Regions from separate parts of the Mus musculus genome. Here region 1 is linked to region 2. Evidence: chromatin loops called from intact Hi-C (ENCODE). Cell type or tissue: gastrocnemius. All regions are shown on one strand. Links, peaks and the distances in the headings refer to the core of each region. The heading gives the core; the rest is flanking DNA. Region 1 overlaps Gm35710 (a long non-coding RNA gene). Region 2 overlaps Cbx2 (chromobox 2).

Region 1 (16,290 bases), core at 4,289-12,288, 57 kb before region 2:
GTGGAGGGGTGGGGGAACAGGAGGGGAGGAAAGTGCACGCCAAGGGGTGGTGGTGACAAGGGTCCCTGTGATCCAGGAAAAGAGCGTCCTGGTCCTGAGTGAAGGCCACAGCCCTCCTCAGGCCAGAGACATATAACCCATCCCACCCCCATTCTCAAGGGGCTCTGGGAGCTGACATGGTTTCTGGGGTTAGAACCCTGATGATGTCAACACTTTAAAAAAGCAAAGTCCCTCCCCAGTCCTATGGGGATTCCTGAAGCAGGATCCCCAGGCCATCAGTGAGAATCTGCAAGCTCCACTCCAGACCAGGGATTGCACACACCCCTGACCTGTGTTGACGAAGCACTCCCAAGGCATTTTGCCCTAGGCTGTGGCCACAAGCTCCAGTGCCTTTCCCAGCTGCATCCTGTGACTGAGGAAGCCACTGGCCAGTTATCTTAATTTCCAGGTGTTTGATAAATTACATAGCAACCTAGTCACACAGGGAGTCACCCACCTTGCATTGTAAGTAGGGTGAGGAGAAAGAACCCCCACCTGCCTCCTGCTACCCTGGGCCAGCTCACCTTCCCCCACCCATTCCAGTCCCACTCCCACATTGCCCTACCTGCACGGAACCCCAGGCAGTTATGTAGGGTAGAGGGTGAGTAGGCCTGAGGCAGGTAGATCAGCCGCTATTGGTGTATTTCAGAGGCTGGGAGTCCCTACCCCAAACCACAGCAGAAAAGATGGGGGGAAAGGACCTGGGTACGGTCACCCAGGACTATGGTGAATCTCCAACCTTAGGACCCTCCGAGACCCACCTAAGTACTAACGTCTAAGGCTCAGTGGGGCTTGAAGCAGAGTTTTGGAGGGGAGTGGAAGGACCACAGCTGGAGACAGAAGGAACATGAGAGACAACACTCAGCCTCCACTCACCTTCTGCGGCACCTGTCCTTGGCCCACCACGGCTTTCCAGAGAAATGAGGAGAACTCAGGATGGTAAAAGGCAGACAGGACAAGCTGCTGTCTGCAGGAGGCAGGGTCAGGGACCAACCCAATGGGGAGCCTTGCCTTTTCAGGGTTACCTCCAGCAGGAAGCATCTTTCTGGCTTGTCTCCACTCAGCTCCATGACAGGAGCACAGAGGGGAGCAGGTCTTTCCCTGGAATTGTGGGTCTCCTCACAGATAAGCCACACGTCTTCCTGGACCTGGTCAGAATGGAAAGTCTGCATATAAGGTCCAGTGTGGAGGGTGGTGGGGAGCCCTGAAATGCCGGCCCTCCCACCAGACAGGCTCCCTCTACCTTCTGTACTGGAAGAACAGGGTCTGGCCTGATCCAAGAGAAGTCCCACCCCTGTCCCTTATAAGATGGAGACGGAGATGGTGGACCCCTGAGAGAGGAGACTGGAGTCAGGAAGGAAGAGGAAGGGACAGTAGAAGGGAAAGACTTGTGTAGAGCACGGGGGACGGGGGGGAGGTGGCCTGAGGAAGGGTGGCACGTTCTGTGTCCCTCCCAAATCCGTTCTGTAAGCATATCCACACATAAGCATTAAGACATGTGGTCTGGCAGGGAAACTGAGTCATGAAGGTTCTTCCTCTGCTTGGGATTAAGACCATCATTAAAGAGCCCTGGGCGTGGCTCCGTGTCTGTGGGCACTTGTTGCTCTTGCAGAAGATTCAAATTCAGTTCCCAGTACCCACATGGGGCTGCTCACAACCACCTGTAACTCCAAGTCTAGAGGACTTTAAAACACACACACACACACACACACACACACACACACACACACACACCAGCTTCATGCAGAGATAACTACCTGTGAGAACAAGAGTTGCCATCTTGCACGCTGAGACATCCCCAGGCTTGGGAACTACCAGCACCTTGGTCAAGGACTCCCTGGCCCAGGACCACAGAAGACAAACACCTGTTCCAAGCTGGCCCATGCCAGCTGGTCTGTCACCACCATTCAAATGAGCCAGACACAGGCATGTAGAGGGCGCTACAGAGGACGGAAGAGAAGAAGGACACCTGTGACCCAGGATTAGACCATGCATATTAGACACCATTGGGTGTAACAAGGAGACAGTTGATCAAGATACGCCCTAACATGGATCAATGGCAGCAGAGCCATTAGCCCTGAAAATGAGATGGAAAGGAAGGGCCTGATGGGCAATCAATACCTGGTTAACCAGGACGGACAGCGAAGGGCTCCGCAGAGGACAGCAGGGGTCAGCCGCTGACGTCTCAACTAAGGATGCGGCCCAGCCTTTGTGTGCATACTCCAGCACAGGTTTTGCTGCCCCAGCAAACTGCAGGCTTGACAAAGGCTCAAGGGTCCCCGGTCACTGATGCCTTCCTGCAGTGGATTTCCCAGAAGAGCTGACCAGCAGGACTCTGCCAAACAAGTACAATGTAGGTGGCCGCAGTACCCTGAAGAGCCTTTGACATCTGCTGGTACCAATCTAGGGAACATATGGAAAGATGTGAGACAGACACATCAGAGGACACGCTGGACTGTCTGGAGCCACTGCCCGAGATGAGAACAGAGTGGTCAAGCAAGGATGAGCCAATCGCAGCTTCTCTCCAGGCCCAGTGTCCCAAGAGAGAGACGTGCAAAACCTTTCAGAGGGTCCCTTTCCGGGAAGGGAGCCCCCACTGCACCAACATGAATGGTGTGTGCCCCACTTTGCCACGCCTGCAGGTTTATGGACAACTGCAGCTGTGTGGTCTCAGACAGGATGCCTAGCCTCTCTGCTCTCTTGGAGCCCATGAACATGAAGCAAAAAAGTTACAGACGTGAAACTCTGTAACTCTCAGGGTTTCCCACAGCCTGAGAGGATGCAACAAATGACTATTTCTGTTCACCTGATGTGCCTCAGTATGTGTGTGTGTGTGTGTGTGTGTGTGTGTGTGTGTGCCTGTGTGTGTGCGTGTACATGTGCTTGCATGTGCAAGTGTGCGTGCTTTATGCAGGTGAATGTGTGTACACGCATGTATGTACATTTGTGCTTCTGTTGTACATACATATTTGTGTGTTTGCATGTATATGTCTGCAGGCTTGTATGTGCAAATGTGTGTGTGTCCCCCTGGAGGCTTGCAAGCTTACACACGTGTGTGTGCTTCTGCATGTGTGTGTGTGCTGGATAGTTTTCTGTCACCTTGACACAAGCTAGAGCCATCTGCAAGGAGGGAACCTCCATTGAGAAGATGCCTCTGTAAGCTCCAGCTGTGGGATGTTTTCTTAATTGGTGACTGATGTGGGAAAGCCCAGATAAAGCTGGTGGTCTGGGGTTCTATAAGAAAGCAGGCTGAACAAACTGTAAGGAACATGGCCTCTGCCTCAGCTCCTGCCTCCAGGTTCCTGCCCTGCTTGATTTTCTTTAGTAATGGACTATGATGTGGAAGTGTGAGACCAATAAACCCTTTCTTCCCCAACTTGTTTGGTCCTGGTATGTCATCACAGCAATAGTAACCCTAACTAGGACAGAGTATACCTGTGTGCACATACATTTGTGCACATGCACAGCTTTCAAAAATCAGAGCCTCTGGCTTCAGGGGAAAGCCTCCTGCAGAAGCCACACCGCTGCTCTGCTTCTACACCAACCGGGAGCCACAAAGACCCGTGTGAGGGGAAGGCCTCTCCCAGCCTAGGACTCTGCTTAGAGAAATAAATGTATTGTTGTCACATTTCCTTAGGGTGCCACAGAGAAGCTGGGGTATGGGGAGACGGGAAGAAGCCACAGGAGGCAGACACTTCTGGAGCAATCCTTGTCTCTCTGTCTCTCTCTCTATCTCTGTGTGTGTGTGTGTGTGTCTGTCTGTCTGTCTGTCTCTGTCTGTCTGTCTCTCTGTCTCTCTCTCTCTCTGTGTGTATGTGTGTGTCTGTCTGTCTCTGTCTGTCTGTCTGTCTCTGTCTCTCTTTGTGTGTGTGTCTTTCTCTGTCTGTCTCTCTGTCTCTCTTTCTCTGTCTCTCTCTGTCTCTGTCTTTCTCTCTGTGTGTGTCTCTCTGTCTCTCTGTCTTTCTCTCTCTCTCTCTCTCTCTCTCTGTGTGTGTGTGTGTGTGTGTGTGTATGTGTGTGTGTGTGTGCATACCACTCTCCTTGCAAGGGTGTCTTCCCCTGGTCCCTTGGTCCTCCAAATCCCAGCACCAGGTCTAACCTGTGAACCCCAGAGCCTAGACCAAACACCAGTTTCTGCATAAGCAACTTTGCCAAACCCTGGTCTGGGCTTTGCCGTATGATGGGACCATGAATCACCATGGTAATTATAACCACAGCAACGCACCATGCCAGCAGTGACCTGGCCTTAAGTAGACAGCCCCTACAAGTCCTCCACAAGAGGAGTTCAGGATTCCCCCCTGTAAGAATAAGAAATCCCCCTGCGGAGCCCTGCAGACTCCAGAGCTACTGCAGTAGGACAATGATAGGGAAGGGAAGAGCAAGGGAACAGACAGAGGACAGGAGGTGCAGCTGTCCATGGGGACAGGGAGGGGTGCTACCACCCCTGCCGTGACTGTGGGGAAACATCAGGCCCCATGACAGGAGAGCCATAGTGGGAAGAGGGCTCAGAGATACCAGAACCTTGGTTTCCTCTTATGTAGACAGCACGCAGGGGACACGGAAAAAGGTGGAAGGCAGAGCCTTGTGACAGAAAGCCACGTTGCTGCCATGGAAGCAGCTAGGAACATGGGGGTGTCCAGGAGAACGAGGTTAACAAATAACACAGGTGTCCAAATAAAAATCTGTGTACCTGTGTTTGCGGCAGCCCGACAGAATAGAGACAGGCTGACTGGTGGAGCACACGCCCTCTGTGCACAGCACAGGGGTCTTCAGCTCTAAAACAAGAAACTTCTAATGCCTACTCCCGACAAGGACCCCAAAGACACCAGACACGAGAGGATGAGACCTAAAGAGTAGCATACTCCCTGCAATCTCCGTAGAGTGGCGTAGTGACGGCCGCAATGCCCAGGGCTTGCCGCCAGGGGGCAGCGTGGGGCGGCGAGTGACAGGGATGGTTCCTTAGGGCTCCAGAAGTAGCCCCACATCTGGATGAGGACCGCAAGCGCGCCGGATAAGCCCCATTCATGCCATTCAAATCCCTACTCTACAAAATGAAATTTAAGAAAAGTCAGGTCATTAATAATCTCAGCGAAAGCTCAGAGTCTCCACCATATCATTGCGGGATCCCCAGAACGCTGACTCAGCTTAGTCCCACAGCCCACCAGAGGTGGGTCTGACCATCCCAATGGAAGGAATCAAAGCTCAGAGATGGTGGGTCACCACCGAAAGCCATCCAGAAGCTCAGAGGCCGAGTGGAGACAGAAAGGGCATAGCTCATGGTTTGACTTTTAGAGTTTGAAAGGATACAGGGACATGGGGTGGAGGGGGTAACAGGAGGCCCCCAACATGGAGGTGAAATCTTGGGGACCCACAGCTGGCATTACGCAGGGGAGCCAGGGGGTGGGTGAAGAGGAGGAGCTGAGCCTTGGCTGTGCCCCTGGAGCAGGTGCCAGGACACACACCGCCGTTCTCAGGGCAGAAGGAAATGAACACGTGCCCCAGAAGCCCAGGGCAGGGTTAACCAAGAAGAAGATTTTCTTTTCTTAGCATTTTTTTGAGACAGAGTCTTATGTAGCCCAAGCTAGCCCCGGACTCATCGAGTTGCCAAAGGCTGCCCCTGATCCTCCTGTCTCTACCTCCGGGGTACTGGAACTACAGGTATGCACCACCACACTCTGCAAATGGAAACAAAAAATTTTTTAAGTATTTTGGGAGATTACCAACATTGGAACCCCAAACTTGAAATTCCCCTAGAACCTCAGAGCCCAGGATACCCCTACAGCTCTCCTTTTCTTGGACGGAGGACTGTCCTCATAGGAGGTAGATGCATACTGGGCTAGATGCCTGGCCTTTTGCCCTTCCGCTTGAGAGTGGGTGTCTGAGCCCAGAGCTCTCTGGAGCACCCTCCTTCCTCCCTTCCTCCTCTCAGTAGGACCTTCCCAGTTCTGATGTCGCCTCTGAGAAGCAGCCAGACCGATCCTTGTCACCCTGGAAACGTCTTAAGGCATGTGGGGTCTTTGTGTCCTGGAGCCTCTGAGCATCAGGGCTCGTTTGTGAAACCAGCTCACCCTCTGCAAACATCCATCTACCACAGAGGCTTCATCCTGGGGTGTGCCACACGCTGAGCCAGGGCTTCCCCAAGGTCCCCTCCAGCACTGAGAGTCCAGGCCCAGCTGGGCTGCTAGGAGGGGCTCTGTGACCCCAAGTGGGAACTGGGCAGCACTGAGCCAGGTTCTACAGAACATCCAGAGGGACTTAGAGTGGACCCATCCTAATTCGGCCGGAGGTGCCGAGAAAAGCCCCTGCAGGGGCAGGAGCAGATGGGCGAGCTCCGGACCCCTACCCAGCCCGCCATCTGTCCTGACAGTCGTCCGTCTGCCGGGCAGCCCCTCCTCCCAACTCACCATCTGCCACCCTGCCAGGCCCTCCTCCTGGCTCCCCAGGGGCTTGGGAGGGATAGAGCAGGGGACAGAATCTGGCCTGGCTGCCTTGGACCAGCCCATCTGGCACCTCCAAGGGACAGGGCAGAATGGGGGAGCAGCCAGGGCATAACGTGCCTCCAAGGCAGCTGAAGGCCCTGGATGAATGTCTCAGAGTCGGGGCCTGAGAGGAAAAAGAGGGAGCCAAACAGAGCAGCCCTCCTCTGCCTGGGCAGCCAGGTCAGGAGGGGTGGCAGCCATGGCAGGCATCCAGACCCCCTCAGTGGCTCCCAGTCCCTGTCTGGCAGCTCTTAGGAGGCACGGGATGCCTGTGTGTACCTTCTTTCTGCCCCCTTCACCCTGAGCCTGAAAGGCTCTCTTCTACTGAGGATGTGTGTTGAGGGGTTGACCCCTGGGGATTCAAGCCCACCAGAGTTCAAGGACACCAGGAACCCCAGCTAGACTACCAAGGTCCACCCCCAACCCCACAGCTGTTCCCAGCAATTTTCTCAGAAACCATGACAAGAGGTCAGGGCCAGCCACTGGTGTCCTACAACAGCCAGGGGTCTCCCCCCTCAACCCCCAAAGAAAACAAGCAGTCCCACAGAGTCCTGGGCCAGAAGCAGGTAGGAGGGAGTGCTACAGGAGACAAGGTAAGATTAGGCTGTGTACAGACTCTGAGGTCTGGGAGGCCCATGTGGGGCCGACCTGCATATGATGCACCCCACCTCACAGCAGCCACCTGGCCCCTCCTCACCAAAAATGTCAGAGGCGTGACTCTTGTCAGTATGGGGCATTCTGCCTGTGAGGAGAGGAAGGGAGAAGTGGGCTCCTTAATCACACCTGCACCCTATGTAAGCCCAGCGTCAGGGCGGAACGGACTGCAGGTCGGCCCCCGGTGTGCCCAGCCAGGTCCTCATTACAGCCCTGTTACAGAGCACTGTCCTCAGAGTGTGACAGCCATTGCTGGCAATCAGAGCAGTTGTAACCAACCTCAGGTGACTCTTAAAGGACTACAGACATTTCCTCAGAGAAGGGAGAAAGAAGGGTCGCTCCAGCCTCACCTGAGGCCCAGCCATGACCCCCTCCCTTCCCTCCCAACCCCGCACAATCTCTGTGTCCTGGGAGGGGCTAGGAGATACAGACTATGGAAGTTAGCAGAAGGAAGACTCTCTTTGTGCAGCTCTGGGGAAGCCACCACCCATGCTCGGGTCAGGCTTTGGTGGCGTGGCTGTTCTGGAGTCCCCTAGGTTCCTGGAAGCGACTCCCGAGCCACGCTCTGAAAGCAAGTGCAGTAAACCCATAGGCTCCGAGTCCGACTCTGTGGCCTTGCACTTTGATCTATGGCTTCCACCCTATCTGGAATGAATAGGTATTATTCATGTGTCCCCAGGAAATGTCACAGAAGGCCACACCACAGGGCAGGCCCAAGCATGCCAGCTCTTCTCTCTTGTCTTACCAGTCCCCACTCTCCACCTGCAATAGAACAAGAGATACCCTGTCTTTAAAATATGGAAACTGAGACTGCCAGGAAAAGGTGTCCTTGGGCCTCCACATGTGTGCTATGACATGTATGCACACATGTTCTCAGGCCTCCACATGTGCGCTATGACATGTGTGCATGCATGCATGCTCCTACCTGCTCAAATGAGTAAGCAAAGGGCTGTGGAAATGACTCAACACTTAAGAACACTGGCTGCTGCTCTTCCAGAAGACCCAGGTTCAAGTCCCAGTTTCCACATGATAGTTTACAACCAGTAGGTGATCCAGTGCCATCTTCTGACCTCTGTGAGCACCGGGCACACATGTGGTGTGCATATGGACAATACGCATAAAATCAAATATAGATATATTTTTGTTTGGTTGGCATTTTGGTTTTCAAGACAAAGTTTCCCTGTGTAGCCCAGATATCCTGGAATTCTCTCTGTAGACCAGGCTGCCCTCAAAGATCCACCTGCGTCTGCCTCCTTAGTGCTGGTAAAGACATGAGCTTCCATATCCAGCCAATAAATATGTTTTAAGCAAGCAAAAAGGAGAGAGAGAGAGAGAGAGAGAGAGAGAGAGAGAGAGAGAGAGAAAGAGAGAGAGGAGAGAGAGAGAGGAAAGAAAGAAAGAGAGGAGAAGAGAAGAGAAGAGAAGAGAAGAGAAGAGAAGAGAAGAGAAGAGAAGAGAAGAGAAGAGAAGAGAAGAGAAGAGAAGAGAAGAGAAGAGAAGAGAAGAGAAGAGAAGAGAAGAGAAGAGAAGAGTCAAAAGTGTGGATAGGGGAACCAGGGGAAGCTAAGCCGGTTCACCAAACAAACCCAAGCCCCCTAAAGGTCCCAAGTGACTCTCTGCTCCCCAGTAGTCTCAGACTGGCAAGAGGGTGTGAGCCAGCATAGAAATGCGGGGTCCTCTAAAGGCCCAGACCTAGGGGTGAGCCTCTAAAGCCTGGACAAAGGATATATGGCTGGACAGCGCCACCTGGTGGACATGTCAGGAATAAACAAAGCCTTTCTGTTCTTGGCTCCGGGTTTTTTTCCCCGATCTTAGGATTTCTGAGCCTTTTCCCTGTAGACGTCTGTGCACTAGAAAACTCAGTCTGTTGTGCTGAGGGTGCGGCTCGGCGGAATAACACCTGCATAGCGTGCCTGAGACTCTATCTTCTCACCTGAATTCACCCAGATTCTCTTAGCTATAATGGTTTTCAGAGCACCCAACCCGGGAACTTAAAACAGGGAAATGTGCAAAAAGATGCAAATACTCTTCTAAACAGACACACACCACTGTCAAAGAAGACCAGCCCTCAGTGTCACCCCAGAAACCTCTGGCCATAGAGAGGATGATTAGGGAATAGATAATCCGAACACAGGTGACACGCATGCGTGTTCTGAAAAGACATTGAGTTAGTTTCAGCTGAACTTGGCACAGCCTAGAGTTACCCGATGAAATCTCAAATGGAGGATTAACCTGGCCTAAGGGCACAGGTCGAGGGCGTTTTGTTGATTGTTGATTGACGTAGTATGACCCCGCCCACTGTGGGCGGTGTCTACCCCTAGGCGTCCTCTGTGGTCTCTGCTTTGCTCCACCTTCGTTCAGTGATGGAAATGTGACATGGGATAAACCGTCTCATGCCCTGGTTGCTTTTGGCCACAGTGTTTATTGCAGCAATAGAAAAGCAAACTGGTTCGAGGTCAGCCTGGTCTAGAGAGTGAGTTCCAGGACAGCCAGGGCTATACAGAGAAACCCTGTCTCGAAAAAAAAAAAGAAAAAGAAAAAGAGAAGAAAAAGAAAAGCAACCTGAGGAGTTGGCGTGAAACAATTCTATTGGAAATATCCAGGACGCTTGAAGCTTTCCTTAGAAAATGTCAGTCAAGGTGTGCATGGCTCAGCGCTGGCCACCAGGACTGACAACCTGAGTTCCATCCCAGGACCCACATAGTGGAAGGGGAATGAAAGCCTGAGATCACACACACACACACACACACACACACACACACACACACCATGGCACATATGTAAAACATGCGCACATACAAACAATTTTTTAAAGAGTAATTTATTTATGTATATGAGTACACTGTCACTCTCTTCAGACACACCAGAAGAGGATATCAAATCCCATTACAGATGGTTGTGAGCCACCATGTGGCTGCTGGGAATTGAACTCAGAACCTCTGGAAGAGCAGTCAGTACTCTTAACTGCTGAGCCATTTCTCCAAACCCCCAACAAATTTTTTTAATATTTATTTATTTATTTATTTATTTATTTATTATATGTAAGTACACTGTAGCTGTCTTCAGACACCCCAGAAGAGGACATCAGATCCCATTACAGAGGGCTGTGGGCCATCATGTGGTTGCTGGGATTTGAACTCAGGATCTTCAGAAGAGCAGTCAGTGCTCTTACCCGCTGAGCCATCTCTCCAGCCCCAAATATTTTTTCTTTTGAAGGAGAAACATAAAAAGGAAAACTGTTGAGAGGGCTGGGGAAATGGCTCCGTGAGAAAAGCGTGAGGACTCCCAGAGTCCACAGTAAACCACACAAAGTAGTGCATATCTGTAATTCCAGCAGCCCTGCCAGGAGATGAAACAGATATGGGAGAATCTCCAGAAGTTAGTGGGCTAGCCTGGAATATGAAGCAGAAAACTGCAGAAGGACCCTGTCTCAAAGCGAAAGACAAAGACTAACACCTAAGGTTTTCTGAGTTCCTCGTGCATGTACTGTGGTGTGTGTACATCCACACAAACACACTCTCACACACATGCATCACAGAGATGTGCTCTCTCTCTCTCTCTCTCTCTCTCTCTCTCTCACACACATGCATACACAAGCACACACATATGCACACATACATACACATGCACACACATGCATGTGCACAAACATGCGTGCACACACACACAATTAGGCTTACCTCGTTTGAGTTGTATTTCAGGGTAACTCTATAACTGTAATTGGCAAGGAAAGTTGTTTTTTGTTGTTGTTGTTTCTTTGAACAGAAATTCTAGCTAGTCTGTGTGAGGAAGTCACTAGGAAAGGAAAGCAGCATTTAACTGGGGTAATGGGGTGATGGTGTATTGGAGACAGAAGCAGGAGTATCCTTCAGTCCAGGGGTTCAAGGCAAGCCTGAGCCACATAGTAAGACCCTGTCTCAAAAAAACAAAACAAATGCCAGGCGTGGTGGCACATGCCTTTAATCCCAGCACTTGGGAGGCAGAGGCAGGCAAATTTCTAAAGGCCAGCCTGGTCTACAAAGTGAGTTCCAGGACAGCCAGGGCTACACAGAGAAACCCTGTCTCAAAAAACAAAAACAAAAACAAAACCGTAAGGAAGAAGGGAAGCAGTAGAGATGGAGTAGGGGGAGGGGGAGAGAAGGGTTGCATCTCGTCATTAAATAGTCCTCACAAAAGTCATGGCAGGTGACCCCATTAGACAAAATGTCAGTGGGCCAATGGGAGAGCCCAAGCTGTGACTCTGGCACCAGGCACACTCAACACCACAGTGTCTCCCTCATCTTTCACAGAAACAGGTGGGACATGGTTAGCAAAAACAGTTTCAGTTAGAAAAGCTGTTTCTGCAGCCATGTTTGGGGTGGGGGGCACAGCTATAGCCTGGAGTTCAGAGGCATCGCAGCCTGAGTGCCCACAGGCTGACATCGATAGTCACTTCCCTGTCCTGTTTCCAAGCGCCCAGGGATGCTGAGGGAAGCAGACCTCCCTTTCACCCCAACCCTTTACCAGCAGGAAGCCAGCCTATGTCTCTCTCCTTGTCCTTCACATAGGAGACGCCAAAGAAGCAGAGTGGGTTCACGGGAGCGGTTCACTTAGAACGGACACAAATGGGAAACTGGCTGTCATAACTTCAGCCTTTAAGAAGGCATAGACCTTCAGGACCCAGGATTACGGGGCCAGGACATCTTCACCTCAAACTCCCTTATGATCTGTCAGACCCAGACCACTGAGATGCCCGGTTGCAGGGAGGAAGCTGGGTGTGAGGCGTCTCAATCTCAGGCAACCCAGCTCGGTCCCCTGTCACCCGATCCCACCAGATGTCCTGCTTAACTGACTGCCTGTTGTCAACAAGAAGGCACATGAGGATGACCACGAGGCCAAGGTGAAGGGTATTTCTGTACCCAAGGATTTTCCCAAAGGAACTTTCTCCTCCCGCAGTGATGGGTCAGCGATGGGCTGGTCACCCTTTATCTACACAAGGTAAGCCAAAGGTAGCCACTTATCTATCCCAGCTCATCCCGCCTGCTTTATCAGGATGCAAAGTGACAGCCACCGGGCTGTAAAACAGACACCTCTAAAGATAGCAGGTCCAGAGTCTCTGGGGGAAGATTCCAGGGTAATAAGGTATCTTTACTGAGATTCCAGGGTAACAAGGTATCTTCACTGTCTCTCCTTCGGCTTATGGTTCAGAAGGACCCAGAGAACCTCTGGCCTTCAGGCAAAGTCAACGCCAGGCATTCCTGCTCCACCCACCCTCCCCACTGACTATGCCTTGCACTTGCAAAGATAACTGGACACTCCTCAGTCTCTGATCATTGTCCCCTGGATGGTCCCTGACCATCTTGTTTTCCACAACCGCCTCTTAGAGTCTAGCTTCCATGGCAAGACACTTGGGAAAGGGCCAGAAAAATGAAGATCTTGGTTCCAAATCTCCCGGAGCGCACAGCACAGGGCATGGAGTTCACAGCATTGAAGCATCAGAGATGCAGAGAATAATCAACACCTGAAGCATGGAGGGCCAGAGGCTGGGTGGCCTCTCCTCAGCAGGTTCAGAGGGGAAAGGGGAACCCACAAAAACAGGGAGTGGAGAGCCCCAGAAGAGGGTGGCCTCACACAAGGCTCCAGAAGCAGTTAGGAACTGACACCCACATTTGCTGGCATCCCAGGGCAATCAGACTGATAAGTTAGTATCCCCTTCTAAGGACCTGTCATGAGTCTCAGGGTCAGAATGACCCTGCGGAGGGGCAGGTGGAGCCAGGGAATGCTTGGCTTGAGAGCTGACATCTCTGTGATGGGAGAAGAAGGAGGAAGAAAAGCAGGAAGGGGAAGGGAGGGAAGGAGGGAAGGAAGGATGGATGGAGGAGGGATATGGTCTCCTGGACCAGTGGCCAGCTCTGGAGATCCAAAGAGGGGTTTTCAGCACCTCCTGGCAGTAGAACCAGGGGACAGTACTCATGAGCAATCCCAGAGGAAAGACTCTAAGGAACATCAAAGACCACGGGCCCTGCAGGTAAGGGCAGGAGGCCCCAATTGGTTCTCCACAGGCTGAGCACAAGGATGAAGGCCAAGTAGCATCATGGGAAAGGTGCAAATTGTTTTGCCCTGAGCTCCCACTAAGACTTCCCCAGGACTCTCTTCTCATCCATCGTGATCCACACATGCACACACACACACACACACATACACACACACACACACACACACACACACACACACACACATACACACACACATACACACACATACACACACACACATACACATACACACACACACATACACACACAGATACACACACACATACACACACACACATACACACACACACACACACATACACACACTCACACACACATACACACACATACACACACACACACACATACACACATACACATACACACACACACACACACATACATACACACACATACACACACACACATACACACACACACATACACATACACACACACACATACATACACACACACACACATACACACACATACACACACACATACACACACACACACACACACACACACACACACATCCAATTAAGCTAGGTAACTGCAAGCTCCCCCAACACACACTTGTCACTTAGATCTTTGAGGACAGCCATCTTCCCCAGAATGAGGCAATATATCTTTGTGGTTTTAATTTGCATTTCCCTGGTAGTAAGTAATGTTGAGGTCAACCCCCCCTCCTTTCAGTTTCTCTCTATAGTCCTGCCTGACCTGGAACTCAGTGTGTAAGCAGGCCAGCCTTGAACTCACAGAGACAGTACTGCCTCTGTGCTAGAATTAAAGGTATGGGCCACCATGGCCGTGCACTGACTGTCCATATTTAATGAGGCCTGGATTCCACCTAGCAGCGCTTTAGTTTCATCTTCTGTGTATTCTTATGAGTTCTGGAGATAGCCTCACGAGACACACACCCCCAGCCCCTCTATGCAAGCCCCTCTTCCCTCTAAGTGGTCCTTTCCTGCCTTCCCGGTTTTCTGGTCTTGCTTTCGTTTCCTGTGCTTAGCGGTCTTATTAAAGCACTCTTCCTCCGCTCCAGTGTGTAATGAATGAGTCTGGAGTCTCAAGAAAATGTCCACACAATACTAAGTATTTCATCAAGGCAAAAAAAAAAATCTTTTTCTGCAGAAAGGTGTGTTCTTGTGTCAAATCCAGCAGGCGAGCACGCCCAGGTTCCGATGGGTTTTTATTCCTAACCTGAGGGGACCTGTGCCTCGCTTTGAGCAGACAGAGCTCAGCCTCACATTCTTTACCCTAGTGGCTAACACAGAGGGGTGCGGTTTCTAGGGAGAAGTGAAACTGAGCACGGATTTTGATTTCGAGAAGTGCTGCCCCTGAGGAGTCCACGTTTCTGCCCAGTGCTTTCCTTGAGATTTAACTTTTTAGTGCAGTTTTGTTTTGTCTAACCCTATGGTAGAAGAGACAGCTTATTTTGTTTATTTTTTCCTACGAACGTCCTAAGGAGTCTCGCGTTTGGTTCTCCTCACCATCTAGTCTTAGGTTGGACTAATCCATTAGTCCTCATCCATTCTGAGCTGACTTCTGTGGCCAGTGAATCAAGAAATCTTACAGTCCTTGGTCCCTGTGTGAGTGGAGATTCCCCCAGCTCAACACCAGTCACTCAAACACGTGTCCACATCACCCTTGCTGGAACACAAGTGCCTGCAAGGGTGTGAATTTACACCTCGGCCCTCTACTCTTTATTTTTAGTGTGTGCACGCGCACACACGTGCACATGTGCCCATGATGCAAGTTCTCAAGATGGCCAGGAGAAGGTGTCAGACACCCTGAAGCTGCAGTCACAGGAAGTTGCGAGCCACCATGCCACAGGAGCACTGGAAAATGAACTAGAACCCTCAGGAAGAGTAGCAATCTTTCTTAACCGCCAAACCATCTCTCCGGTCGCCCTCTCTTCTTTTTGTATCATTTTGTATTGGTTTGTTTTGTTTCTGGAAACAGAGTCTCACTCTGTAGCCCACAGTGACCTCCTGGAACTCACTATGTAGCCCAGGCTGGACTCATACTTGAAGCCATCCTCCCCAGCTGTGATGGCCAAGCCTAGTCCAGGGCAGCTACAGCACAAACACAGGACACAGGAGCTTGCGGAGAGCATGAGCTCTAGATGTGAAAAAGAAGTTTCTGGAAAGGTAAGAGTTGTTCGCTGGTTCTGAGGTACAGGAGGCCCCCCCCAGGACAGGTCCGTATCCTGATTCCAGAGCTGGAGGCAGAACTAGTTGGGGAGGAGGGCCTTCATGTATCACTGAGTCAAAACACAGAGATGAGGCTACCCCAGGTTATCCAATATGCCCTGGTGATGGCTGCCTTCACAAGGTGCTCCAGGCAACTGAAGAAAAAAGCCTCCATGTGAAACTGGGCATAGTGGCCCAAGCCTGAAATATCAGCACTCTGAGGTAGAGGCGTGGAAAGCTAGATGTTCAATGACATCCTTAGTTACAGCAAGTTCAAGGCCGGTGTTGGTTATGTGAGATGCTGTCTCCAAACAACACCGTTACAGACAGAGGCAGAGAATACAAGCCTAACCCTGAGGAACAAGGGCAGAAATGGGCGAGCTCCTCACTCCTCAGGGTCAAGCTCCAAGTCCCAGCCCTGGAGAAACTTCATCCTGTGCTCAGAGTCCAGCCTGACCCTCCCCACACCCCTGTCTCCCTGATACCCCCATTCCTACACACACACCCATCCCAGAGTCTGAAACCGAGAGGCACCCACACACACCCCCAGTCATAGGTGTCCCAACTGTGGCTGTGCTCCCTGAAAACCAGCCAAGAAGGCCTGAGATGGGTGAGGACAGAGAGGGAGGAGGAAGCACCCTGTGTCCCTGGATAGACAGTGAGCCACAGCACATAATCCTGTTAAGATATTAATCCTCATTTATCCGGGAGGAGAGGCAGCGGCGGTGGAGATAAAGCCCCTCAGAAGCAGTAAAAGGCAAGCTGCTGATAAAGTGGGAGGCCACTAATAAAGTCTCACCGTGCAAAGGTCAGTCAGTGCCTGGCAATCAGAGAGCCACCTCCAGGGCTCTGGCCACAGAAGCCAGACGCATTAGGAGCCGTGCCTGCGGAGAGCGACAGCCAGCC
Region 2 (10,214 bases), core at 1-8,000:
TGCCTCCGACTCATTACATCATCCTGGCAAAGGCTAATCTCCCTCCCGGTTCCATCCCAGAATCCTCTCTCTCACCCTAGCCTTTGGCCATAGGCCTTTTAATTGACAGATGATGCATCCATACAATTCTCTCTACGCACAGAGGCCAGTTTACCTATAATTGTGCTTACCACTGAACGGGTTTCGCCCTTCTCCACAAGCATGGTCATCGGTCATTCCTTCCTGGCTGCTGGGGTCTGGAGGGCCCTGGTGCCGTGGCAGCGGGATGCCTGGTGCTGCCTGGGCAGGCGTTGATTCCAGCTTACTTGCCGTTTCAGGAACCAGATGCGCCATCCAAATCCAAATCCAGCAGTTCGTCCTCTTCCTCCACATCTTCCTCCTCTTCCTCGGACGAAGAGGAAGACGACAGCGACCTAGACTCCAAGAGAGGCCCCCGGGGCCGTGAAACCCATCCAGTGCCTCAGAAAAAAGCCCAGATCCTGGTAGCCAAGCCAGAGCTGAAGGATCCCATTAGAAAGAAACGGGGACGCAAGCCTCTACCCCCAGAACAGAAGGCAGCTCGGAGACCCGTCAGCCTGGCCAAGGTGCTAAAGACCACCAGGAAGGATCTGGGGACCTCAGCCGCCAAGCTGCCCCCTCCACTCAGCGCTCCGGTGGCAGGCCTGGCTGCCCTGAAGGCCCACACCAAAGAGGCCTGTGGTGGCCCCAGCACTATGGCGACCCCAGAGAACCTGGCCAGTCTGATGAAAGGCATGGCCGGGAGCCCCAGCAGAGGCGGCATCTGGCAGAGCTCCATCGTACACTACATGAACCGCATGAGCCAGAGTCAGGTTCAGGCTGCCAGCCGACTGGCACTCAAGGCCCAGGCCACCAACAAGTGCGGTCTCGGGCTAGACCTGAAAGTGAGGACGCAGAAGGGGGGTGAGCTAGGGGGGAGCCCCGCAGGAGGCAAGGTCCCGAAGGCCCCCGGTGGCGGAGCTGCAGAGCAGCAGAGAGGGAACCATTCGGGGAGCCCAGGTGCTCAGCTGGCACCCACTCAGGAGTTGAGCCTTCAGGTCCTTGACTTGCAAAGCGTCAAGAACGGTGTGCCTGGTGTGGGCCTGCTTGCTCGCCATGCCCCAGCCAAGGCTATTCCTGCTACCAACCCAGCCACAGGGAAAGGTCCTGGGAGCGGCCCCACAGGAGCAAACATGACCAACGCTCCCACAGACAACAACAAAGGGGAAAAGCTGACTTGCAAGGCAACGGCTCTGCCTGCCCCTTCCGTCAAGCGGGACACCGTTAAAAGCGTCGCTGCCTCCGGCGGGCAGGAGGGCCACACAGCCCCGGGAGAAGGCCGAAAGCCACCTGCGCTGTCTGAGCTGAGCACGGGAGAGGAGAATAGTAGCTCTGACTCGGACCCTGACTCGACCTCGCTTCCCAGTGCTGCGCAGAACCTATCTGTAGCTATCCAGACCAGCCAGGACTGGAAACCTACCCGCAGTCTCATCGAACACGTCTTTGTCACGGATGTCACAGCCAACCTCATCACTGTCACCGTGAAGGAGTCGCCCACCAGCGTGGGCTTCTTCAACTTGAGGCATTATTGAGACCATTGCCCGAGCCAGACCTGCCTTCCAGTCTCTGGTTTTGCTTTGATGCCTGACCTGGGGGCCAACTCTGCCCTGTCCTGAGACTCAGGGCTGGGAAATGGCTTCCTGCTGATTCTACCTCTCTGGGCCTCCACTTCAGTCTGTCCTGTCATCTCAGGAAAGCCGGGTGGCCACTGACTTAAAAGCTACCTGCTTGGACATAGCATCCTTTCTACACATCCCTCCTTAACCTAGTGAGACCCTCCCCTCCCTGGCCAACTACTGTGAGGTGGATTGGGGAGGGGGGGGCACTGATACAGCTCCCTCCCCAGGCCGTTGAGGAGAGGGGTGGGGCTGGTAGGGCCTTCTCCCACATCCAGCCACGGCAGGGTCTTTCTGGTGAGGGAGACACTCTATGCTTTGCAAGTAAGGCTATAACTTCAGTTTTAAAAGGCTAATTAGTTGTGTGGTTGGGCTCAGGGACCCTGCGGAAATCTTCAGTCTCTATCCGTGGTGTGGTGTCCCCTCTAGTTGCAATTGTAGTCCCAAAGCCCAGTCAGGGTTTGGAGTCCTGGCACTAAGGTGTACCTGGGTGCTTCTGGACTTGGGAATAGAGAGAGCCATGTCCTTATTGCCTCCTTCAAGCAGGCTCAAGCCCCAGTGAGAAGTGACCCTGTTCCTCTCTGGGTCTGGACCCATACCCCTGCTTTGGCCCACTAAATTGCACCCTAGTTCTGAGGTCTGACACTCCTGGGCTTGGGGAAGGAGCAGGCTAGACACCCAGAGCAAGCTGATGTAGGCACTTGGAGTCCTGGGCAAGCAATCTTCCTTCATGTTGGACTTTTATTACTAGGACCCCATAAGTCACCATGGTGGCACCAGTGTGGGAATGCAGGTGTTTTGTGGGGGCCTGTCACCCTGCTGCCTGTCTAGACATCTCTAAACTACTGTGGAAGCATTTTCTATAGTCAGTCTTGGTGCAGAGCTCCGCCTGGTGAGTGGGCCACTCTTGGGTCCCATATTCCCTGACAATCCTCTCCCACATTTGGGAGCTTGTGTTTCCTCCCTCGCTGAGAAGCAATAGCCCTATGCCATTTGTGTGGTGGGGTCGTTTAGGAGCCCACCTGGCAGGGGGCCCCTAATTTCTTTCCCATCCTAGGAGATAAGTCTAGTGCTGAGCCCCTTTCTAAATGCCTTCTCCCCTGTCCCCCATCCCGGGTAACTGTCTTGAAACTACCTTGTCAGATTGCTGGCCGATGACAGGATTTTCTGTCCTGGGATATCACGGTGGGCCGTGACAATCTGGTCAGTGAGTCTGTGATGCCAAAAAGTAGGGGTGCTATGAAACCCTGGTTCTGCTTCTGCCATTGACTGATCAGCCAGCAGGTGTGGGCTCTTCACTCCAGTTGCCTTGAAGGGAAATGTTTCCCCTTCTAAAACCAGTCAGACAGTGGGCTGAGGTGTCTGGGACCTGCCACACTTTCAAAGTGCACCCCACCCCCACCCCAGTAGCTCACCCTGCACACCAAATAAGATGGTCTTTGTGTAACCAAACCAACCTCAATGCTGTGCCTTTTGGGGCAGACCCATATCCACAGCTCCTGAGAGATGCCTGTGATGTGCCAGGGGACCATGTTACTGGCAGCAGGAGCTACGTACTGGGAAGAATTCAGGGCCAGGAAGTGGGTAACAAAGGGGAAAGGGTTGCCTACTGCATTATCAATGTCCCTCCCTGCCCTCAGCCAGGGTCTGCAACCTTTGTACCAGACACTGCCTTTACAAACACCTCCCCGTCTCTTTGGGGTCCCATGAGCTGTTGGAGAAGTGACCCTGTTTGGGGATCTGGGTTGACTGGCCTTTGTCCCCTGCTGCCAGTCTCCAAATCCCAATTTGGTGCCTTTTATTTTACTGGTTACGTCAGTCCCAAAGTTGAAATCTACAAATCCTTTCCTCTCAGCCACTTTGCCTTCTTGTGTGTTTTTCCTGGTGCTGTGACCCCAGTGGTCTATGTCACAAAGCACATGTGTGTAGTGCGCCAGCGCGAGCCCCACTGGAGCAGCGCCATTCGCTCTGAGTCAAGTTCTCGTGTTTACCGATAAATAAAGTAGTTGGTTTTTATGTTTGCTGTTCTCTTCCCCTTTTTTTTTTTAAAGATTTATTTATTTATTATATGTAAGTACACTGTAGCTGTCTTCAGACACTCCAGAAGAGGGAGTCAGATCTCGTTACGGATAGTTGTGAGCCACCATGTGGTTGCTGGGATTTGAACTCCGAACCTTCGGAAGAGCAGTCGGGTGCTCTTACCCACTGAGCCATCTCACCAGCCCCTCTTCCCCATTTTCTTGGGTGGGTAGGTGGGTGTGCATGCGCATATGCGAGCACACAAACACACACACATGGGTAGTTAGGCACCTGACTAGGTTCGTTTCATAAGGGTTCCAGGTGTTAGGTGTTACATTTTCATGCCAAGTGGATTTCAGGATAAGGGTGTCTTCTAGCCTTGAACTTCTGGCCGTCCTGCCTCAGCTTTCCTAGTATTACAATTACAAGCCCCCTTTTGTCTGCTTCAACAACTAATAGGAAAAGCGACCATTATGTACTTTTCCTCAGAAGCATTGACTTTAAAAAAAAAAAATCTTTGGTGCCAAAAAGAGTGCCCCTTGTTTGGGTATACTACAAATCCTGACCTTGATTAGAGAGCTCTGACCCCAAGGTTTTATCCAGAAGGAAATGTTCAACTTTGAGCCAGCATCAGTCATTTGGCTTGGTTTATCTGTTTTTAAGCCAGTCACTGATGTATGCCCCACCCCCTTCTTTGAGACTGGTTTCTCTCTGCAGCCCTGGCTGTCCTGGATTTCACTCTGTAGACCAAGGGTGGCCTCGAACTCAGAAATCCACCTGCCTCTGCCTCCCAAGTGCAGGTATTAAAGGCATGTGCCACCACTACCCGGTGATGTATACCTCTTTAAACTGGAAACTTTTGCCCTCATAGAGGGTTAGCAAGAGTGGGCATGTTACCACCCCAGAAAAGCTTAGAATCTGTTGGAACAGAACAGTCCAGCTCTCAGGGGAATGACTGCCCAGGAAGCCCATGTTGGACTGGGGAAAGGTTTAGAATAAGACAGCGACAGCTGTGTTTACACACATGAATCTCACAGTTCAGGGGTTTCTAGTGACACTAGCCTAGAGTGCAGGACCTTTAGACTGGTGTTACTTTGTGTTGCAGGGGAAAGGCAGTAAATCTGCAGGGGGGACACTTTTCTTTTTGCTACTCTCAGTATCAAATGTATTTTTAAACTTGTTAGCTTGGTGTGCATTGTAACTAATACATATAAACAAAATAGTTTTCACTTCCCCTGTCATGGGGCACAGCACTCTGTGGACATGGGCCTAGCTGCAGCACCAAACAAGGTGGGGGGGAACATTGGAAGTAGCTGAGAGAGAGAGAGAGAGAGAGAGAGAGTGCTGATGAGTGGGAGGCATAAAGAGTGTCTGGAGAAGGTTGTCTCATGATGAAGGTTACTACCAGCATGTAGCAGAGACCAAGAGTGCCACAGAACCACACAAGGCAGTCCACCATACAAAAGTCCACCATCCCAGAATATCCAAGAAGCCAAGTTTGAGAAAAACTGGCTTAATGGGAAAGATATATATTATATATATATATACATATATAATATAATATATTCATGTTCATAGTCAGATATATACTCATATATATCTGATACATATATATACACATCAAGAATATCCATCAAATATATATATCCATCAAGATATATATTTGACATATACATATATGTGTGTATACATGTGTGTGTATATACACACACATATATATGTATATGTACATGTAGATGTATATATATACACACACACACATATATACACATATACATACATATACACACACACACTCCCATCAAGGATGTTTATATTTGTCTGACAGCAGTGAGAAGCAGTTGTTAGATGCTGGTAGTAACCTTCATTATGGGACAATGATGGCTAATTACTGGGCAAGTGGGATGTTTACAGGCCTCCAGCCACCACCGAGCTTCTGAGATACACAGTAACTCACTTTTCCCCCCTTACAGAGTACATAAAAGTAAAACCAACACTCTCACCTCCACAGTACCATGTTGGGAAGCTCTGAGAAGGGCAGGAAACATCTGGTCAGGGGCCACCTTGACTCTCCCCCCACAACTGATGAAGGGAAGACAGGCTGTTACACAACCTTCCCCAGCCCAAGACTTGTGTTACTCTCTTCAACATTAATTTTATTCATAAATTTCCTTTGGCCTCCCAGGAGAATAGAGTTCCTCTGAAGTGTAGGGGAAGATGGGCCACTCCTGGCAGAAAGGCTGCTTGGGACTCAGGCCTGGATGTCAGGCTGTGGGGAGGCGTCAACACTACAGATAGAAACACCTTGTTGCAGAGATACGACTTTAAAAAAAACGTATGTCTTTTTATTTTTGTGCATTGGTGTTTTCCCTGCATGAATGTCTGTGAGGATGGTGAATCCTCTGGGACTGGAGTTACGGGTTTTGAGCTTCCAGGTGGATGTTGTGGATCGAACGCAGGTCTTAATAGCTGAGCCATCTGAGCCATCTCTCCAGCCAGGGAAACCCATTCCTTGTTTCTTGCAAAGCAGGCAGCTGACGATTTGATTTCCCTTTTGTTGTCTTCAGTGCCTTTTGTTTCTTTTCTTTTTGAAAAGGTGGATAGGGGCAGTTAGATCATAGACCTCAGGTCAGGACAGGAACAAGTGCTGGCCCCATTGGCCAGCTAGGCTCTCTGAAAATCTATGTCTACAGGGACAAGGTCTCCAGACCAAAGTTGAGGGGGCGGGGCTGGCCTACATTGATGTTTATTAATTTCTGTGTTCCTAGTCTGACCACCTAATCAATCCACCTCCATCCTAGAGTAGGCACCACTGACACCAAGTGGAGGGCACCTGGTACGATTGGTGCAGCTGGGTTCTAGGCCAGTGAACACCACCTCCCTCCTGTCCAGCCTGCGTGGGTCGAGGCCGATTCACAAAGGCACAAAGGTGATGCTGGGAGAAGCCGGTTAAGAGGAAAGAAGGCTTTTCTTCACGTCTATCAGACGTGAACCAGAGAGGGGGAGGGGTGTACTTGGGACAGGGGCTGACGCCGTTGCCTGTAGAGGGCGCGCGCTCCCCACGAAGTTCGTGTCGCTGGACTTTAAATGATGATGGGGAGGAGGGCGGAATCCCCCGCTGTCCCGTGCTGTGGTAAACTCAGTTGCACTGTCTACACCCCTGCTGCTCAGAGTAACCACCCGCCGAACCGTCTGCGGCCGCAGAAAGAAAGTCCAGGCCTCTGCCTACTGCTTCTCCCTGCTGTCAGCTAAATTTCCATCCTTGATGGCACCCGTTCGTGATCCTATTCGCTCCTACCTTGGGATCCCGTTGAATCCGAGCCGCCCCTGGCTTGAAGGACTTTTTGGTGAAAAGAAAAAAGCCGTGGATGCATCCGCAGAGAGTGGAGCAGGCTTGCATACCACTGTCGTCCTGGGCACAGCACCGGGCCTTCGTCAGAGCCGCGCGCTGTGAGCATCCAAGAGTCAGGGAAAAAAAAAAAAAAAAAAAAAAAAAACCGGCTCTAAGTAGAGCCATAAGTATTCCATTCAATCCGTGTTTGTGTTGGGCAAGGCTCAGCTCCGACAGCGGCTCTAACACGTCCTGCCAAAGAGAACGGACGGAGGGAGATCTGTCTGAACGAAGGCTGTCTGGAGCCAGGGGTCCTCACACCCGTGCTTTGCTCTTAAGGAGAATACACCCAGAAAATTCTCTGAGGAAGCCCTGAACCCAGGTTGAAGTTGGTGGTGACCAAAGAAGCGGAGAAATCCCTAAGGGTCGGTGCGGGATTCCAACCTATATTTGAGGGAGGGGCTACTGCTGAAGTCACCAGGCACAGTCACAGTGCCTTCTTGTCTCCCTGATGGCCATCGCCCTCCAGAGGGCCCAGTAAAGAGCTTGCTCGACCCAGAGCACCTTGAGGTGGCCTAAGAAACAGACCTTGGACCTCTTGGCGACTGAGACAAGCTGACCGCTCAACTGGACACTCAATGACCTGCTCTGGCAACCCCGGACCACAGACGTTGACCCACAGCCTCCCACGCAGGTCACTGAGCTGGAGGAGGAAGGTGGGGCCAAGGGCAAAAGATGTGACCTGGTCCGTATTCCCCCCTCCCTCCCCTTGGGCTCTGCGTGTTCGCACGGATTACAGCTTTTTCTGCAAGGGAGCGACGTCTACCCAGGAATATGGAGGTGGAACTAGGTTCAGTACTGGTAAGGTCCTCTTTGGGAATCCGGAGTATGGGTCGCCTTTGCAGCCTCAGGACCCCGCCTCTCTGCTGAGAAGTCTGCAGCCTAGAAGACTGAGAACACCCACCATCATCACCCCATGCTATGTTCTCCATCGGCAGCCCCTCATCCAACCTTGTGGTATCTACCCGAAAGAACACTAGGGTCCAAGAAGCCGTAGGGACTGGTGGTGGGAGCGCGGGGCTGAGGGTCGGCGGCTCCCAGCTCACTAATCACATCAGCGCGCTCTGCGCCGGCTCCAAGCAGGCAGTTGCCTAGCAATAGCCGCGAATTCAATTCCTCAATCAATAGACGGAGACTCTGCATTTCGGGGAGCACTGGTGAGGTTGGAGGGGTCTGGGGCACAAGTCCTGTGACAGCATTGAGGAGCAGGCTCGGGTCAAGGGCAGTGAGGGAGTCAGCATGGCTCCTGGTTGTCAGGAGCTATGGAAGTTTGGTATGGAAGGGTGTTTAGCGCTGGGGGGAATCCTCCCTCAGAGTGAGTAGAGCCCAGAGGTCGCGCACACTTCATCTCAGGAGTCTCCAATTCTGCCGGCATCCCAAAGAAGTTAAGCCGGCAATGAAGACAGCTCGCGGAAAAGCTCAGAAAGGTCACGACTCGCTCCCTCCCCAACCCAGCTCCCCTCACTCTCACTGAGGGGTGTCCTAGTTGGGAACCGGCCTTTGTCGGGAATCCAGACCTTTTTGAGAGTATGAGAGTGGAGTGAGGGACATCAAGTCAGAAAGGCAAGTATCCTGCCTTTCCAGGCTACCTCTTCCCTGTTCTGGGAAATAAATAAAATAATGAAGCCAAGACACGTGTCTATTTACAAAGCATATATTTAAACACGTAAAAAGTGATACTGGATACAGACACATTCACAACCCAAGATAGGTACCAAGGGTTCACTCTTGAGCCGAGGCAGAGATCAGTTGGAGATTTATACATAGCTGAGAACTCATAAACCCAACACCCAGGCTCCACAGACTCTGAGCCGCGTGGCCCCCGACCCCTGCCCACCCCCACCCCCACCCCCAAGTCAGCCTCTCAAGAGCGAGCTAAGGAGACACACACGACGGCCATGGACAGACGGCAGGACGACGAGGGCAGTGAGGGCAGAATCAGGAAGGTTGGAGGGAAGGAAGATACAAACGAGGAAGGAGAGAAGAGAAAGGGAGTCGGTAGCCAGATAGGGAGCTCCTGTTCCGGAGTTACATCCACTCGGTCACAGATGCACCCTTCAAAACAGGTTCATCTGAAAATAGGGTCGACATCTAGACAGACACAGGCAACAGAGCTTCTTTATACAAAGTCGAAAATACTAGTTTTACAAATATGAGCAGATAAAAATCCCCATTCTAGGGGCTTCTCTTTAGGCGCAGTTTGATTCTCCAAAAAATAAAAAAATAATAAAAACACGTAGAATACACCGTTTTCCCTTTCTCCCTCTCTTTAAAGGCAAAAAAAAAAAAAAAATTGTCTGGAGGAAAGAGAGACCGAGAGTCTGGAGATGGGAAGCCGGGAGTGCAGATGACGAGGCTGACGTCCCTCTCAGTCCCTCCCCATCACCAAGCTCCTTCAGCCCAGCCCAGAGCCCCTGAAGTCTGTGCTTTGTCCCGCGAGCAGAGCTTAGAGCCCCTCCCTCCAAAAGCCCTGGAAGTTAGAGCGTCTGCTGGCCCTTTAAGGGCGGGGAGGGTGGAGAGGCCGCAGGATCCCTGCTGGAAGCGGCGACTGTAGGCTCGGGGACAGATTTGTGCTTTTGAGTCCGAGCTGCGCGCGGCGCGGTCCGGAGTGGGCCGGGACCAGGGACGCAGATGGTCTCGGGGCACACTGGTCCCCGGCCGCTCCCGCTCCACCTCGCGCTCCCCCGCCCCCTGCGGCGGAGTCTGAACGTCGAGTTCACGTGGAGAGCACTCCCAGAATCGAAAAGGACTATAAATTACAGCTTTTGCTTTTAAGAAAGGGGGAAGAAGGAAAACACTAAAGTTCTACTGCGCATTCTTGGATGGAAACCCTGCCGAGCCCCTTCGGCCATGAGCTCCACCTGACCAAGTTCCAACTCGGGCTGCGACCCCCGTGCCCAGCCCGACCGGCCTGGTGCGCAGCCCGCTGCCCGCCCCGCAGGGTGGCTTGGCGGCCGCTCGCTCCTCTAAAAGCAGGACCCACCCTCCCCCCGTCGAGCCAGGCTTGTCCGAGTCTTCCTGGGAGGTGGGGCCGCCCTGTCTTCTGGCGAATCTAGAGGACGCAAAAAGAAAAAGTCCACCCGAATATTTTTCTTGTAAAACAACTGTCTGGCGCTCTGGGCACTGACACG

Evidence for each region. A loop is a pair of places that touch in the nucleus more often than their neighbours do. Peaks named below come from ENCODE experiments on the same cell type or tissue, not always from the same donor. Only the 100,000 strongest peaks of a DNase experiment are listed, where the experiment ranks them.
Region 1: a loop joins it to region 2, with 10 times the contacts of the local background. A loop is called at or near these places in 1 of 42 quality-filtered maps.

The regions. Positions count from the first base shown.
Region 1 is chr11:118,966,709-118,982,998 of GRCm38, forward strand. Gm35710 (a long non-coding RNA gene) reads right to left here. Exons shown (of 6, transcript XR_880341.2): 2 at 2,161-2,442; 3 at 1,797-1,979; 4 at 1-1,187. Among named protein-coding and RNA genes, the nearest start is that of Gm35710, 8.5 kb to the right of the region's middle. In gastrocnemius, for the core only: a CTCF peak has its summit at 4,962 (motif pointing right); DNase peaks (open chromatin) are centred at 4,964, 5,461, 6,459, 7,759 and 2 more places; H3K4me3 peaks cover 618 bases.
Region 2 is chr11:119,027,582-119,037,795 of GRCm38, forward strand. It overlaps Cbx2 (chromobox 2), which reads left to right. Exons shown (of 5, transcript NM_007623.3): 5 at 318-3,694. The coding sequence ends at 1,589. It also overlaps a transcript of Cbx8 not described here. Among named protein-coding and RNA genes, the nearest start is that of Cbx8, 8.2 kb to the right of the region's middle. In gastrocnemius, for the core only: a CTCF peak has its summit at 6,736 (motif pointing right); DNase peaks (open chromatin) are centred at 876 and 6,746; H3K4me3 peaks cover 401 bases.